2 separate regions of the Homo sapiens genome follow, and region 2 is linked to region 1. Evidence: read pairs that join two places in POLR2A ChIA-PET (ENCODE). Cell type or tissue: MCF 10A. All regions are shown on one strand. Links, peaks and the distances in the headings refer to the core of each region. The heading gives the core; the rest is flanking DNA. Region 1 overlaps BUD13 (BUD13 spliceosome associated protein). Region 2 has its middle 5.1 kb from the start of CEP164.

Region 1 (7,492 bases), core at 4,932-7,431:
GTCCCCAAATTCTGCTCCTGTTTCTTGTAAACTCCTCCCAAAGTCTTGCCTATACACCAAGTGCTCTCCTATTCTGAGTCAAAGAGGAATGGGTGCTCAAAGGCCTCCAAATTAGTCACCAACCTCAGTAATCCTAATGCCAAAATATAAGAGAAAGAGGAATATCTGGTCTATAAGTTCCTATGTCTTACTACCTCTGAAGAAGTCCAACTTCCTTTTTCCTGCTTTATTTTTCAGGATCAATGACATGCTAAAACAAACTATGCATTCCTCTAAAGAAAAGTATAGAAAAGGAAAAAAGATCTCCCCTACTAATGGAAATTTAGATTTATCTATTGTTGGAACTCACCTCCCAGAAGCTTCCATTTGGCACTGGAACGAAAGGCCTCCATCTGCTTTACCTCTTCTGGCCGCTCATCCACAAACTCTGCCACCTGTGAGAGTAAAGATTTCCTATCTTAGGAAATCCACAGGATCCAGCCAAGAAGCACTGTCTCAAGAACCTGAAGTTACAACCATTCCGATTCCTAACACAAGGGCGTACATATATCCAAAATGGTCATGAAGAAGTAAGTAGGGGTCTTCAGTTATGTTTGCTCCATAAACATCTGATTGTCACTGTATTGGTTTAATTGTAGATCCTTCTCTAATTAATCAATTACCCTGCAAAGGTTAATTTTTTTCATTACAAACCTTTTTATTAACCTGCTAGGTACACAACAGCCACTTGTAAACTAACAACTAAATTCCTTTTACACTTTTACTTCTACATTAACAGTGGAAACATAGGTGGCTCCCCCCATCATGCCTAGCACTAATCAAGGACTTTGGGTTTCTATGAATCCTTTCTTGTTGTAGGTAGTCACAGTGATAGGTTTTCTTGAATACAACCAAAAAGAGCCACTGAGATGTACACAGAATCATTAATCTTTAAGAGCTAAAACCACATTTCATATCTTCTAAACTTCTGAACAAATCAGAATCTTCTCTATAGTATTCCTAATAAGTGGTCACTCGCCCAATCCCTTCCTGACAAGGAACTCATTATCTTACAACACAGTCCACTGCATTTTTCAAAAATGTTAGAAAGTTCTTAGTTTTACTAGTACCGTATCTGCCTTCCTATAACTTCTTTGAATTCATTCTAGTTCTGACCTGTGATGTAAGTCCACATGACAAACTTTCAAGATTGCTGGCATAATAAATCCTAGTTACAGAGTAGCAACTATGTGCAAGGTACTGTGTTTTGTGGTTTACTCATATAATCTAACTCGATTCTCACAATAATCCTGTAAAGAAAGGCTCCACACTACTGAATAGCAAACTGATTCGGAGAAGTTCAGTAACTTTCTCAATGTCACAAGCTAACAAGTGGCAGAACTGGAATTTAAATCCAGGTCATAATAGCCCTCTACTTCTCCCAAAATCCTACCATCATTCTTCATATAACCCAGTTTTGAGATCTCTCACTGAGCGTTAAAAGCACAGGTTTCGGGCAAGATGAATTAAGATCTAAACCCCAGCTCGGCCACTTAGCATTTGTGTAACCTTTGGTAAATTATTCTAAGCCTCAATTTCCTCATTTGTAAAAGTGGGATTCAAAGGATTGCTATAAGGATTGAATGAGATAATTCACGTAAGCTTAGCCATGCTTGGTACATGATAAATGCCCAATAAATGACACCTATTAATTATTCCTGTGCTGCCACTGCTATCGTAATCATCATAATCGTTTTACCATTATTACTGGTGGTGGTGGTGATCTTGCAGTTACAAAAATGAATTCAGTAATCAAGATCTGTTTTAACCAATGCAGAGAGCAGTGGCACTAAAGCCTCCTTTGTTTAGGTTTTTGGGCCATCATAAAAGCAAGACAATATTATAAAAGAAAATGGCCAGGTGCGGTGGCTCATTCCTGTAATCCTAGCACTTTGGGAGGCTGAGGCGGGTGGATTGCTTGAGCCCAGGAGTTCATGACCAGCCTAGGCAACACGGTGAAACCCCGTCTCTACCAAAAACACAAAAATTAGCTGGGCATGGTGGCAGGCGCCTGTAATCCCAGCTATTTGGGAGGCTGAGGCAGGAGGTTCACTTGAACCTGGGAGGCAGAGGCTGCAGTGAGCCAAGATTGAGCCACTGCACTCCAGCGTTGGTGACAGTGTGAGAATATGTCTCAAAAAAAAAAAATAATAAAAACAATTATGAACTAAGTGAAAAGGCAAATGATAAAATACACCCACAACATAAGCCTAATGAACATATAAAAAATGATTCATTTCACTAGTGTTCAAAGAAACTGGGCCAGGCACGGTGGCTCACGTCTGTAATCCCAGCACTTTGGGAGGCCGAGGCAGGCAGATCATGAAGTTAGGAGATCAAGATCATCCTGGCTAACACAGTGAAACTTCATCTCTACTAAAAATACAAAAAATTAGCCAGGCATGGTGGCAGGTGCCTGTAGTCCCAGCTACTCGGGAGGCTGAGGCAGGAGAATGGCGTGAACCCGGGAGGCGGAGCTTGCAGTGATCCGAGATCACGCCACTGCACTCCAGCCTGGGCAACAGAGTGAGACTCCACCAAAAAAAAAAAAAAAAAAAAAAGAAACTGGATACCATTACTCACTTGCTAAATCAGCATAGGTTTGCTATTGGTTTTGTTTTGTTAATAATCCTTCAATATTGGTGGGGCATGTGGCTAACACCTGTAATCCCAACACTTTAGGAGGCCTAGGCAGGAGGATCACTTGAGCCCAGGAGGTCAAGACCAGACTGGGCAACACAGAGACCTCATCTCTACAAAAAATACCCAAAATTAGCCAGGCATGGAGGTGCGCACCTGTGGTACCAGCTACGTGCAGGACTAAGGTAGGAGGATTGCTTGCACCTGGAAGGTAGAGGCTACAATGGGGCATGATCACACCACTGTATTTCAGCCTGGGCAACAGAGCAAGACCCTGTCTCAAAAATAATAATAATAATAATAATAATAATAATAATAATAATAATAGTGCTCTAATATTGACGACGTAGGCAAACTGGCATTCTCATCACCTCTAGTGGGAGTGTAAATTGGTAGCACCTTTTGGAAAGCAACATGGGAATATAACTAAAGCGAACCATACCCTTTGATCCACTCATTTCATTTTATGGGAATAAAGAAATAAACTGATTTCTACAAATGATTTATGTACAACGATGTATGATATTTTATAAGTGGAAACAATCCATGTATCCAGTAACAGAACAGATAAAATATATATATTGAACTACTACATAACCGTTAAAAATCATACACTCAAAGAATATTTTAAGGTCTTACCAGAGTATCCACAACATATTATTTAGCAGAGGAGTAGACTCCAAAACCCTATGTACAATATGATCCCAATTATGTTCAAAAAAATAAAATACAAGCGTGTATAATCTCTAAAGAGAAAAACCTGAAGAGATATGCATCCAAGTATTAGCAGTTATCTTTGGATGGTAACATGCAAGTGTTTATTCTTTTAAAAACTTTAAACTTTTTTTAATTCCCAAATATTCTGTAATAAATATGCATTGCTTTTATAAAATTAAAAAAAAACAACAAACATTGTTAATATTTACTTCTTCTGACCAAAACTAAATTGGCTCCCTAAGATCACTATTTCCCTTCTAATTACTAGCAAGCCCTCTTTTAAATAATCTATTTTAGAATTTTGCTGGGAATTGGCCAGGTGCAGTGGCTCACACATGTAATCCCAGCCCTTCAGGAGGCCGAGGTGGGCGGATCACGAGGTCAGGAGATCAAGACCAACCTGGCTAACATGATGAAACCCTGTCTCTACTAAAAATACAAAAAAAAACACAAAAAATTAGCCGGGCGTGTTGGTGGGCCCCTGTAGTCCCAGCTACTCAGGAGGCTGAGGCAGGAGAATGGTGTGAACCCAGGAGGCAGAGCTTGCAGTGAGCCGAGATCATACCACTACACTCAAGCCTGGGCAACACGGTGAGACTCCGTCTCAAAAAAAAAAAAAAAAAAAGAATTTTGCTGGGAATTAATATTAAATACTCACTGGAATCCATCTTTACCAACTTTAGTGGAATTCAGCCTATCTACAGCTCTCCTTTCCACTTTGTTTCTCAGAAATTCTCAGCAATGGTTTCATGAACCACTGGGAGGTCATTTGCCTATGATTTTGTCCACCTGGCTCTTACTTACCCTTCAAAACTCAGTATTTACATCTTTCAGGATATCTCCCAACAGAATACAAAGTATGCTACCTCCCCGGGCTCTAATGGTACTTGGTACGTATGTGAAACATCCCCAACATTTACCATACTGTTGAAATTTATCTGAAATTCAGTTTTTCATTCTAGGGTATAATCTCTAAAATACAGCTATGTTCTATTAATCTACATATCTCCAGTACTTAGGCAAGAATATACAATTTGAAAGCTTAGTTAAAGCACTGAAAAAAGGAGCAAATAAAAAGTTCCCTATAACTGAACCTCAGCATTGTTTTTAAGAAAGATTCCAACAAAATGAACCACAGCTAAGTCTCATCATTACTCTAACACTGATGTCGAGAAGTCCTCTCTCTGTGATCCATCTCATTTCTAGGCTGATGGACCCTCCATAAAGAGACAAGTTGGTGTATAGGCATCAGCAAAGAAAACTATTTTAAACAGCTCTTTGGAAACTGTCACCTCTTTTCTGTTCTCAACTAACCCCCCTACAAATCTACCCTAAGCTGGAAAAATAAATTTGAGAAGCTTGGCCTGGCACAATGGCTCACGCCTGTAATCCCAGCACTTTGGGAGGCCAAGGTGGGTGGATCACCTGAGGTCATGAGTTCAAGACCAGCCTGGCCAACATGGTGAAACCCCATTTCTACAAAAATTAAAAAAAAAAAATTAGCCAGGCATGATGGCGGGTGCCTGTAATCCCAGCTACTCAGGAGGCTGAGGCAGGAGAATCATCTGAACCCGGGAGGCGGAGGTTGCAGTGAGCCAAGATCATGCCATTGCACTCCAGCTTGGGTGACAGAGCGAGACTCCGTCTCAAAAAAAAAAAAAAAAAGGAAATTGAGAAGCTTGCTTCATTTCAAAATCCTGACAGCCCCAAAGATACATACCACAGGCAAATCTCCATCATCTTCCTCTTCCTCCTTTTCTAGTTTGGTTGTGGAGATAGCTGTCCAGCTCACATCATCATCCACAATCCGCATTCTAAATGAGAATAAGAAGATCAAAAAGAGTCATTCTAGGATACCAGCATAAAAACATTTATCTATTGGTTTTAAAATAAAGTTCAAAATCCTACAGGATCCTGCATGGTCCAGTCTTTGTCTACAAGGTCAACTTCATCTCCTACTGCTACTTCCTTGGTTGAACACCTCCCTGGTCATCCTTTGGTGCTTAGAAAGGAGCCAAGTTCCTATCACATCAGTTTTCACATATGCAGTTCCTTCCCTCTGCCTGATCTACTCTTTTCAATCTTTTTCTTTTTTTTTTTTTTTGAGACGGAGTCTCGCTCTGTTGCCCAGGCTGGAGTGCAGTGGCACGATCTCAGCTCACTGCAAGCTCTGCCTCCCGGGTTCACACCATTCTCCTGCCTCAGCCTCCTGAGTAGCTGGGACTACAGGCGACCACTGCCACGCCTGGCTAATTTTTTGTATTTTTAGTAGAGACGGGGTTTCACCGTGTTAGTCAGGATGGTCTCGATCTCCTGACCTCGTGATCCGCCCGCCTTGGCCTCCCAAAGTGCTGGGATTATAGGCGTGAGCCACCGCGCCCGGCCCTAGTCTTTTTCTTTTTTGAGACAGGGTCTCACACTGCTGCCCAGGCTGGAGTGCAGGGACACCATCATGGCTCCCTGCAGCCTTGACTTCCCGGGGTTAAGTTATTCTCCCTACTCAGTCTCCCAAGTAGCTGGGACTACAGGCATGTGCCACTGTGCCTGACTACTTTTTTGTATTTTTTGTAGAAACAGGGTTTCACCATGTTGCCCAGACTGGTCTCAAACTCCTAGATGCAAGCAATCCACCCGCCTTGGCCTCCCAAAGTGCTAGGAAACTCTTTCTCATTCCAGGAAACTCTTCCTCATTCTTCAGGTCCTAACACAAATTTAACTTCCTTTGGCAAACTTTTCTTGACTGCTTCACCCAATTCCCTCACCATCCCACACTCACTCAAGACTAAGAACCCTTGTTAAAAACTCTTGGAATACTTTCATTGCATTTATCATAAAGAAAATATATCGATTAGTTGTGTAATTAGTTGCTTAAAGCCTGTATTCCCATTAATCTATAAGCTCCACAAGAACAGGGACTATGTTTTTTTTGTTCACAGAGGCATCCTCAACACCCTACAGTAACTGGAATACGAAATATTCAATAAATGTTTGTTACGTGGATAAACTATATAGCTGAGCCCAAATAATAACAATGACTGCCATGATGTGAAGTTATTCAAAAAGCCAGGGTCACTTAATGCAATCCCTCTAATCACAACCACCACTTAATAAAACCATTATTATTATTATTCTCATTTTAAAGATAAGGAAACTGCAGCTCAGTGAGATGAAACACCTTGCCCAAGGGTACACAGCCTATAAAGTGGCACAGCTAGGATTCGAACTCTGACCAGTGCTGCTCCAACACTCAAGCTACTTTCATCACATGGCACTGCCTCCAAAGGATCCACACAAGTCAGCGAGGCAGAAAGACGAAGACAATAATAAGGCAAGCACCAAACCAGAAAAGAACTTGGACTAGTTCTTTAGAACAATGTGACTTCACTGGGTATCTCAGTGCCTTAGGGTTACTGTAACAAAGTACCACAAATTGCGTGGCATAAAACAACAGAAACTCTCTCGCAGTTCTGGAAGCTAGCAATCTGAAATCCAGGTGTCTGCAAGGCCATCCTCCCTGGAAAGTCTCTAGCAGAGAATCTTTCCTTGCCTCTCCCAGCTTCTGGTAGCCCCAAGCATACCTTGGCTTTTGGCAACATAAATCCAATCCAATCTCAGCCTTCATCTAGACATGGTCGTTTTTCCTTTGTTGCTGTGTCTGTATCCATACTTCCCTCTTTTTAAAAGGCAAACAGTCATCTTGGATTTGGCACCCACCTTAATCAAGTATGACCTCATCTTAACTGATTACATCTCCAAAGACCCTATTTCTAAATGTCACATTCTGTGGTTCTGGGTGGAAAACGATTTGGTAGGGCCCACTACACTGGGCCACAAAGTTGTCCCATATGAAAATAATACCCACTTCATGGTAGTGTGGTGAGGCTTAAATAAACTTATATATGTTTAAATTTCTTATAATGGTGCCTGGCAAGAAAAGTATAACTATATAAATGTTAGCTTCTCACGTTAGGACTATTACTAAGAGTAACAGGAGGTGATCAAAGGTCTCTGATTCAGAACCAAGTCCTTGGGATCTGGGAATCCCCACAGGCAGGTACCGGGCCCTAAAGATCCAAGCACAGAGGCTTTGAATCCG
Region 2 (9,916 bases), core at 450-2,949, 550 kb after region 1:
TCACCGTGTTAGCCAAGATGGTCTCGATCTCCTGACCTCGTGATCCTCCCGCCTCGGCCTCCCAAAGTGCTGGGATTACAGGCGTGAGCCACCGCGCCCGGCCGATCATTATCTCTACTCTTATCCTACACGGTTCAGACCGGTCTGATTGACTCAAAAGACAAGAAAATGGAAAAAGTGTTATATATGTTGGAAAGCAAAGGAATCATTAGTTGCAGATTATATGATATGGATAGAAAACCCTAATCAATAAGATGATTAGACACAAGTTAAAAAAATCGAAATCAAAATAGAGAAATGTATCTATGGGAATTGTAGATATGATAGAGATGGCATTCGTATTAGAGGAAAATGGACGCATTATTCAAAAACTGTTGTTGGGACGTCTGGCAGCCCATTTGGAAGGAAAAAAAACCAAATCCAATTTCATTCCTCTGAAAATAAACTCCAGATAGATTAAAGAATTTAACATTAAAATAAAACTACAGGAAAAATAGAATATTTTCATGATCTTATATTGAAGAAGACCTCCCTAACAAACCCTAGAAGGTAAACAAACCCAAAAACTGGATGGATTTGATGACTTAAATATTTAAAACTTCTGTAGAATCAGAAGTATTCCAATACCACCAGTGTTCTAATTCTGGTTCAATTAGTAACTGGGAGAGCCCACTCTGGTTACTTACTTTTTGAGTCCTTTTTTTTTTTTTTGAAACAGTCTCACTTTATCACCCAGGCTGGAGTGCAGTGGCTTCATCTCAGCTCACTGCAACCTCCTCCTCCTGGGTTCAAGCGATTCTTGTGCCTCAGCCTCCTGAGTAGCTGGGATTACAAGCGCACACCACCATGCCTGGCTAATTTTTTTTTTTTTTGAGACGGAGTCTCCCTCTGTCACCCAGGCTGGAATGCAGTGGCATGATCTCAGCTCACTGAAACCTCTGCCTCCTCAAGCGATTCTCCTGCCTCAGCCTCCCAAGTAGCTGGGACTACGGGCACGCGCCAGCACGCCCAGCTAATTTTTGTATTTTTAGTGGAGACGGGAATTCACCATGTTAGCCAGGCTGGTCTCTAACTCCTTACCTCAAGTTATCTGCCTGCCTCAGCCTCCCAAAGTGATGAGATTACAGGCGTGAGCCAACTTGCCTGGCCCCTTTTTGAGACTTGATTTTATCATTTGTAAAATGGAGATAATGATATTAATAGTTCAAACCTCAAAAGGTAAGAATTCGATGAGACAATCCATGTAAAGCATTTAGAATGGTGTCCAGCATATTGTAAGTGCTCAATAAAGGTCAGCTATTAGGATTATTACTGTTGCAACTACTGAGAAAACTGACATTTACAAAGTTAAAAGATCAGTCACAGATTAAGAAACAACATTTATCACACAATAGAGACAAAGGGCTAATGTTTATAATGTGCAAAGAGCTTCTACAAATCAATATAAATCCCAAACAACCTGATAGAAAAATGAACAAAGGGTAAGGGGAAAGAGTGAGGAAAAACAACAACAAAACACAAAAAAGAAAAGAAAAAGAAAAATGAACAAAGAATGTGAACAGTTAATTCACAGAGGAAATTCAAATGGATGATAAACATAAAAAACCTTGAAAAAAGCTTAACTTCGTTAATAGTTGAAAGAACACAAAGTAAAACAGTAGATTCTTTGTTCCTTTTTCTTTCTTTCGTCTCCTCTCAGATTGGTAACATTTGGTATTGGTGAAGGTATTGTTTGGACTGTAAATTATTCCATTTTTGGAGAGTAATTTGCAATGCCTATTAATATGTTAAAAATGCAAACTCTTTGGGCAATGGCATTTCTAGGACCCTTTCCAACAAAAACAACAATATTTCAGCAGTGTGTACTATGGCAAAACCTTGGATTCAAAACAAATGAAGCTGGGTGTGATAGTTCACGCCTGTAATCCAAGCCACTTGGGAGTCTGAGGTGGGAGGATCGCTTGTGGCCAGGAGTTCAAGACCAGCCTGGAGACAGAGCAAGACCCCATCTCTTTAAGCAAAACCAAAAATAATCATCAAGCCTGTAATCCTAGCACTTTGGGAGGCCGAGGTGGGTGGATCACCTGAGGTCAGGAGTTTGAGACCAGCCTGGCCAACATGGTGAAATCCTGTCTCTACTAAAAATACAAAAAAATTAGCCAGGCATGGTGGTGGGTGCCCATAATCACAGCTACTTGGGAGGCTGAGGCAGGAGAATCGCTTGAACCCGGGAGGTGGAGGTTGCAGTGAGCCGAGATTGCACCACTGCACTCCAGCCTGGGTGACAGAGCAAGACTGTCTCAAAAAAAAAAATTTAGCTAGGTGTGATGGCACATGCCTGTAATCCCAGCTACTTGGGAGGTTGAGGCAGGAGAATCGCTTGAACCTGGGAGATAGAGGTTGCAGTGAGCCGAGATTGCGCCACTGCCCTCCAGTCGGGTGACAGTGAGAATCGGTCTCAAAAAAAAAAAAAAAATTAAATAGGGAACAAGACATTTGTTCAATGAAATCCTAAGTAACCATTAAAAACAATGGGATAGCTTCTTATAAACTGGCCTTCCAGGCTGGAGTGCAGTGGCACAGTCTTGGCTCACTAAAACCTCCACCTCCCAGGTTCAAGCAATTCTCTGCCTCAGCCTCCTGAGTAGCTGGGATTACAGGCGTGTGCCACCATGTCTGGCTAATTTTTGTATTTTTAGTAGAGATGGGGTTTTGCCATGTTGGCCAGCCTGGCTAATTTTTGTGTTTTTAGTAGAGATGGGGTTTCACCACGTTGGGCAATTCTCTGCCTCAGCCTCCTGAGTAGCTGGGATTACAGGCGTGTGCCACCATGTCTGGCTAATTTTTGTATTTTTAGTAGAGATGGGGTTTTGCCATGTTGGCCAGCCTGGCTAATTTTTGTGTTTTTAGTAGAGATGGGGTTTCACCACGTTGGCCAGACTGGTCTCGAACTCCTGACCTCGTGATCCACCTGCCTCGGCCTCCCAAAGTGCTGGGATTACAGGTGTGAGCCACCGCGCCCGGCCTGTTTATGACAAGTTAAAGAAAGCATGTCAGGGGCCTGACGTGGTGGCTCACACCTGGAATCCCAGCACTTTGGGAGGCCAAGGCGCGTGAATCAGGAGTTCAGGGCCAACCTGGCCAAGATGGTGAAACCCTGTCTCTACTAAAAATACAAAAATTAGCTGGGCGTGGTGGCGGATGCCTGGAATCCCAGTTACTCGGGAGGCTGAGGCAGAGAATTGTTTGAACCCGGGAGGCGGAGGTTGCAGTGAGCCAAGATCATGCCAATGCACTGTAGCCTGGGTGACAGAGTGAGACTACGTATCAAAAAAAAAAAAAAAGCACATGTTAGAACAATAACATTATGATCTCATTTCTGTAAAAATTAAAAAGAATGGGCTGTGCATATATGCATAAATATGTAGGTATATACATTTACATCTGCATAAGCATAAAAAAATATGGAAGATAGCACCCACAGTGTCAACAGTGGTTTCCTTTGAAGTGTAGGGTTTAATTTCTTCCTTAGTTTGCTCATTCATTCATTCAGTAAATGTACACTGAGTGCCTACTACACGCTAAGCACTATTTTAGGCACTGAGGATACAATGATATGTAAAATCCCTGTCCTCATGGAGCTTACACTCTAATGCAGGAAGACAGACAGTAAAGAAATAAAATTATAGTATCTTGGATGGTGATATGTGCTATAGAGAAAAATAAAATAGAGAAAGGAGATGGGAGGGCGGTTTGCAGTTTCAAATAAAGTGGATTGAAAGTGTAGAGGGAACATTTTATATCTTTGTATCCTTAAATAATTGGTAGGATTATCAAGTGTTTTCCTTTCTTATCATGTGAGTAGTTTTCTGTATAGCCCAAATAAACAGTATAAAAAAGAGAATAAAAAGTTATTTTTTTCCCAGAATTAAAATGCTTGTTTATTTATTTGTATTTAGAGATGGGGTCTTGCTCTGTCACTCAGGCTGCAGTGCAGTGGCATGATCATGGCTCACTACAGCCTTGACCTCCTGTGCTCAAGTGACCCTTCCACATCAGCCTCTGTAGATGAGACTACAGGTACACACCATCAAGCCTGGTTAAATTTTTGGGTTTTTTTTTAAGAGATTGGGTCTCACTATATTGCCCAGGCTGGTCTTGAACTCCAGGCCTCAAAGGATCTTCCTGCCCCGGCCTCTCAAAGTGTTGGGATTACAGATGTGAGCCATTGCTCTCGGCTGTTACTGTTTTTTGATTAACATTTAATTGTACATGTTTATGGAGTACAATTTGATATTTTGATACATATATATGTTGCATAATGATCACATCAGGATATTTAGCATGACCACCACTTTATTTATTTATTTATTTTTGAGGTGGAGTCTCGCTCTGTTGCCCAGGTTGGAGTACAGTGGCGTGATCTTGGCTCACTACAACCTCCACCTCCCAGGTTCAAGGGATTCTCCGGCCTCAGCCTCCTGAGTAGCTGGGACTACAGGCGTGTACCACCATGCCCGGCTAATTTTTTGTATTTTTAGTAGAGATGGGGTTTCACCATGTTAGCCAGGATGGTCTCGATCTCCTGACCTCATGATCCGCCCGCCTCGACCTCCCAAATGCTGGATTTATAGGCGTGAGCCACCGCGCCCGGCCCACATTATGCATTTATAATTTCTTTGTGGTAAGGACATTCAAAAGTCTCTCTTCTAGCTATTTTGAAATATACCGTATCAGTGTTACTGTTAACCATTGTCACCCTACTGTGCAATAGGATACCAGAATTTATTCCTCCTTTTCCTTTTTCTTTTTTTTTGAGACAGAGTTTTACTCTTGTTGCCCAAGCTGGAGTGCATGGCACGATCTTGGCTCACTGAAACCTCTGCCTCCCGGGTGCAAGTGATTCTCCTGCTTCAGCCTCCCAAGTAGCTGAGATTATAGGCATGTGTCACCACGCCTGGCATATTTTGTGTTTATATATATATATGTATATAGATAGATTTTTTTTTTTTTTTTTTTTTTTTTTGGAGATGGAGTCTTTTCTGTCACCCAGGCTGGAGTGCAGTGGCGTGATCTCGGCTCACTGCAACCTGCACCTCCCAGGTTCAAGCAATTCTCCTGCTTCAGCCTCCTAAGTAGCTGGGACTACAGGCTCACGCCACCATGCCCAGCTAATTATTTGTATTTTAGTAGAGACGGGGTTTCACTGTGTTGCCCAGGCTGGTCTCGAACTCCTGAGCTCAGGCAATCTGCCTACCTCAGCCTCCCGAAGTGCTAGGATTACAGGTGTGAGCCACCGCATCTGGCCTAATTTTGTATTTTTAGTAGAGACGGGGTTTCTCCACGTTGGCCAGGCTGGTCTTGAACTCCTGACCTCAAGTGATCCACTCACCTCCACCTCCCAAAGTGCTGGGATTACAGGTATGAGCCACCGTGCCCAGCCTATTCCTTCTAATAGTAACTTTATACTCATTGACCAACCTTTTCCCATCTTCTGCTCTCTTTTCCTCAATCTGGTAACCACTGTTCTACTCTCTATGAGATCAACTTTTTTTTTTTTTAATTCCACATGACTGAGATCATGCGGTATTTGTCTTTCTGTGCCTAGCTTATTTCACTTAACACCATGTCCTCCAGGTTCATTCATGTTGTTGCAAATGGTAGGATTCCATTTTTTTTTATGGCTGAATGTTATATCATTGTGTATATATACCACATTTTCTTTTTCCATTCATCTGTTGTTGGACAGCTGGGTTCATTGCATATCTTGGGTAATGTAAATAATGCTGCAGTTAACATGGGGGTGCTGAAATCTTTTTAACATACTAATTTCATTTCCTTTGGATATATACTGAGTAGTGGGATTGCTGGATTGTGTGGTAGTTCTATTTTTAATTTTTTGAGGAACCACCATACAGTTTCCATGGTGATTGTACTAATTTACAGTCCCACCAACATTTTAAGTATTCCCTCTTCTCCATATCCTCACCAGCTTTTGTTTTCCTTTGTCTGTTTTATTGTAGCCATTTTAACTGGAATAAGGTGGTATCTCATTGTGGTTTTGGTTTGCATTTCCCTCATGGTTAGTAACGTTGAACATTTTTTCACGTACCTGTTGGCCATTTGTATATCTTCTTTTGAGAAATGTCTTTTAAGGCAGTTTGCCCATTTTAAAAATCCGGTTATTTGGTTTTTTTTCTCTTGTTTTGGCTGTTGAGTTGTAAGAAAAAGTTCTAATAGTGGTTTCTGACCTAGGAGTAGGGAAAAAATTTGTCATCAATTCTTTCCCATCTTTGAAATATGACCCCTAAATGTTCATCCTTACTGTAGAAGACAACCTATGAGTGAAGTCCTCTCTCTCTTCTTCACTCATTGGGTATATTACTGGTATATCATTTAGTGTGTCAGGATGGGCACAGTGGCTCATGCTTGTAATCCCAGCATTTTGGGAGGCCAAGGCAGGCAGATCACCTGAGGTCAGGAGTTCAAGACCAGCCTGGCCAACATGATGAAAGCCCATTTCTACTAAAACTACAAAACATAGCCCGGTGTGGTGGCACATGCTTGTAGTCCCAGCTACTTGGGAGGCTGGGGCAGGAGAATCGCTTGAACCCAGGAGGCAGAGATTGCAGTGAGCTGAGATTGCACCACTGCACTCCAGCCTGGGCAACAAACTCCCTCTCAAAAAAAAAAAAAAAAATTTGTGTGTCATTTTTGTTATTTTCCCCCCAAAGTCTTACTTTTTAAATTATGTTTGCCTTGGGGGCATTTTATAAATTGGCTTGCATTTCTGAGTACAAACCTATGGGGAAACCTGATAAAATGCAAATTGTTGATTTGTGTGAAGGTAATCCTGTTAATCCCACAGTATCTCTTATTTTATTAGCTCTTCCCATGAGAGAGCAAGGAACCCATGCTAAGGCACAAGAGTTAAGCATTTGGATGGCAATTAAAATCAACAGGGCTGGGCGTGGTGGCTCATGCCTGTAATCCCAGCACTTTGGAAGGCCGAGGTGGGTGGATCACCTGAGGTCAGGATTTCAAGACCAGCCTGGCCAACATGGTGAAACCCTGTCTCTACTAAAAATACAAAAATTAGCCTGGCATGGTGGTGACAGAGTAAGACTGTATCTCAAAAAGCAAACAAACAAACAAACAAAAAACCAGATTGATTGCAAAGATTGCAAATTCTTAGATATAGGGACCAAGTCTACAAATGGTTTTTTGAATCCCTGTTTTGTGCAGGTTTGTGGTAGATGAGCTGGTGAGCCCAGAATTCCTTCCCAGTCTGGTCCCTTTGGCCCCTCAGTGAGACCTTTATTTATTTATTTATTTATTTATTTTTGAGACAGAGTCTCACTTTGTCACCCAGGCTGGAGTGCGGTGGCGTGATCTTGGCTCACTGCAACCCCTGCCTCTCGGGTTCAAGCGATTCTCCTGCCTCAGCCTCCCAAGTAGCTGGGACTACAGGTGTGTGCCACCACGCCCAGTGAATTTTTGTGTTTGTAGTAGAGACAGGGTTTTGCCATGTTGGCCAGGCTGGTCTTGAGCTCCTCATCTCAGGTGATCCACCTGCCTCACCCTCCCGAAGTGCTGGGATTACAGGTGTGAGCCACCACAGCCTGGCCTACTTTTTTCTTTTTTTGAGACAGAGCTTCGCTCTTGTCAAACAGGGTGGAGTGCAATGGCGAGATCTCGGCTCACTGCAACCTCCACCTCCTGGGTTCAAGCGATTCTCCTGCCTCGGCCTCCCGAGTAGCTGGGATTACAGGTGCCTGCCACCACAACCAGCTAACTTTTGTATTTTTAGTGGAGATGGGGTTTCACCATGTTAGCCAGGCTGGTCTCAAACTCCTGACCTCAGGCGATCTGCCTGCCTCGGCCTCCCAAAATGCTGGGATTACAGGTGTGAGCCACTGTGACCGGCCAAGACTTTTAAAGAAGATGGAGAGGAAAGGGGACGATGATTTGTCATTTACAGTAAGAATAAAGGAAGTATAGGCATAACTGCTGCAGAAGGATTTAAATTTAAACATGATGACGTCAATCTAAATAACAGAGAGGGAAACTCCAAAAGAAAATGATATTTATTTAGAAGTAGCATTGCAATAGGTATACACATGCCATAGAGGCTGGGCAAGTAGGACCTTTTTTTTTTTTTTTTTTTTTTGAGACGGAGTGTCGCTCTTGTTGCCCAGGCTGGAGTGCAATGTCGAGACCTTGGCTTACCACAGACTCCGCCTCCTGGGTTCAAGCGATTCTCCTCTCTCAGCCTCCCGAGTAGCTGGGATTACAGGCATGCACCACCATGCCTGGCTAATTTTGTATTTTTTAGTAGAGATGGGGTTTCTCCATGTTGATCAGGTTGGTCTTTAACTCCTGACCTCAGGTGATCCACCTGCCTTGGCCTCCCAAAGTTCTGGGATTCCAGGCATGAGCCACTGTGCCTGGCTCAAGTAGGAATTTTTATTTTATTTATTTTTTTAGACGGAGTCTTGCTCTGTCACCCAGGCTGGACTGGAGTGCAGTGGCTTGATCTGGGCTCATTGCAACCTCCACCTCCCGGGTTTAAGTGCCTCAGCCTCCTGCCTCAGCCTCCTGAGCAGCTGGGACTACAGGCGTGTGCCACCATGCCCAGCTAATTTTTGTATTTTTAGTAGAGACGGGGTTTCATCATATTGGCCAGGCTGGTCTCGAACTCCTGACCTTAGGTGATCCACCCGCCTTGGCCTCCCAAAGTGCTGGGATTACAGGTGTGAGCCACTGTGCCTGGCAAAGTGCTAGGATTACAGATATGAGCCACCAGGCCCGGTCGATAGTTTTTGTTATCAGGTATTCATGCGTGAGAACCCTCTCTTCATGGTCTTCCCTGGCTCCATTTGTCAGGGTTTTAAAACAAATGACTCTATTTTGATTTTGATAATTTTCACAAGGAATATGCTCTGTATATTCCAACAATCTGAGTTTCTCATCCTGGAATCAGCCTCTGAGTGGCACTGGGACTATCCTGAGTCAGCTACATCTCTAGAACCTATCAGGAGCGGCTCTATGAGCTTGGCCTCATCATTTTCCTCCTCAACTAGCAGCATCTGTATTTGTCTGTTTCTCAGTTTTCCTATTGATGTAATGGCCAGAACTTTCTTTGCCCCTCTTAACTTCTCTAGGAGGTTGGAGACATATGAGAGAAAGGAAGATTTGCCCTCCGTGCAAGCAAAACTAAAACTCTTCGGAATTATATTAGTAGCAACCTTTCTGCCCGACAGGGTGTGTGGAGGAGCTACACATTGTGTCACTTTTTTTCTTCTTCAATAGACTCTTTGAAATAGTTATGACAGACATTACTATCCCCATCTTGCAGACATACAAACTGAACCCTGGGCTTTGGTGAAAAGATGGATAGTAGAAAATAGGTTTAACTCCTGGTCAGGTGCTCACTGGTTTAATAGGAGCACAGGAGAGCCAGTTTTTTTGCGGGGAGAGATGGGGAGTGGACGCGTCTCCATTACCTTACATTCACATTTGTTTTGTTGATTAAAGTAACAATGGGTTGATTATTGATGACCACTGTATTATTCACCTGATGTTAATCATACTCCTAACAAATGATCAATTAGATAATTAGATAATTCACATTAGTATAAATACTCTAAATAGTCCTTCTCTGTCCTGGCAGAAATCCTCACGTCTAAACTCGGGGTCCTCTTTTTTTTTTTTTTTTTTTTTTAGTAGAGAAGGGGTTTCACCATGTTGGTCAGGCTGGTCTCGAACTCCTGACCTCAGGTGACCCACCCGCCTCGGCCTCCCAAATTGCTGGAATTACAGGCGTGAGCCACCGCGCCCAGCCGATGAGGTTCTCTTTCAACCTCTTGCGGATTCCCATTATCTATCTTAAACTACACTCTTTCAACCTCTTGCG

The links. Peaks named below come from ENCODE experiments on the same cell type or tissue, not always from the same donor. Only the 100,000 strongest peaks of a DNase experiment are listed, where the experiment ranks them.
Region 2: POLR2A ChIA-PET joins it to region 1 with 5 read pairs; 7 of 35 experiments call an interaction of 5 or more read pairs at or near these places.

Annotation. Positions count from the first base shown.
Region 1 is chr11:116,765,013-116,772,504 of GRCh38, forward strand. BUD13 (BUD13 spliceosome associated protein) reads right to left here. Exons shown (of 10, transcript NM_032725.4): 2 at 5,117-5,210; 3 at 350-434. Among named protein-coding and RNA genes, the nearest start is that of BUD13, 4.2 kb to the right of the region's middle. In MCF 10A, for the core only: no CTCF peak of the experiment used is centred there; no DNase peak of the experiment used is centred there.
Region 2 is chr11:117,317,758-117,327,673 of GRCh38, forward strand. It overlaps a transcript of CEP164 not described here. Among named protein-coding and RNA genes, the nearest start is that of CEP164, 5.1 kb to the right of the region's middle. In MCF 10A, for the core only: no CTCF peak of the experiment used is centred there; a DNase peak (open chromatin) is centred at 1,874.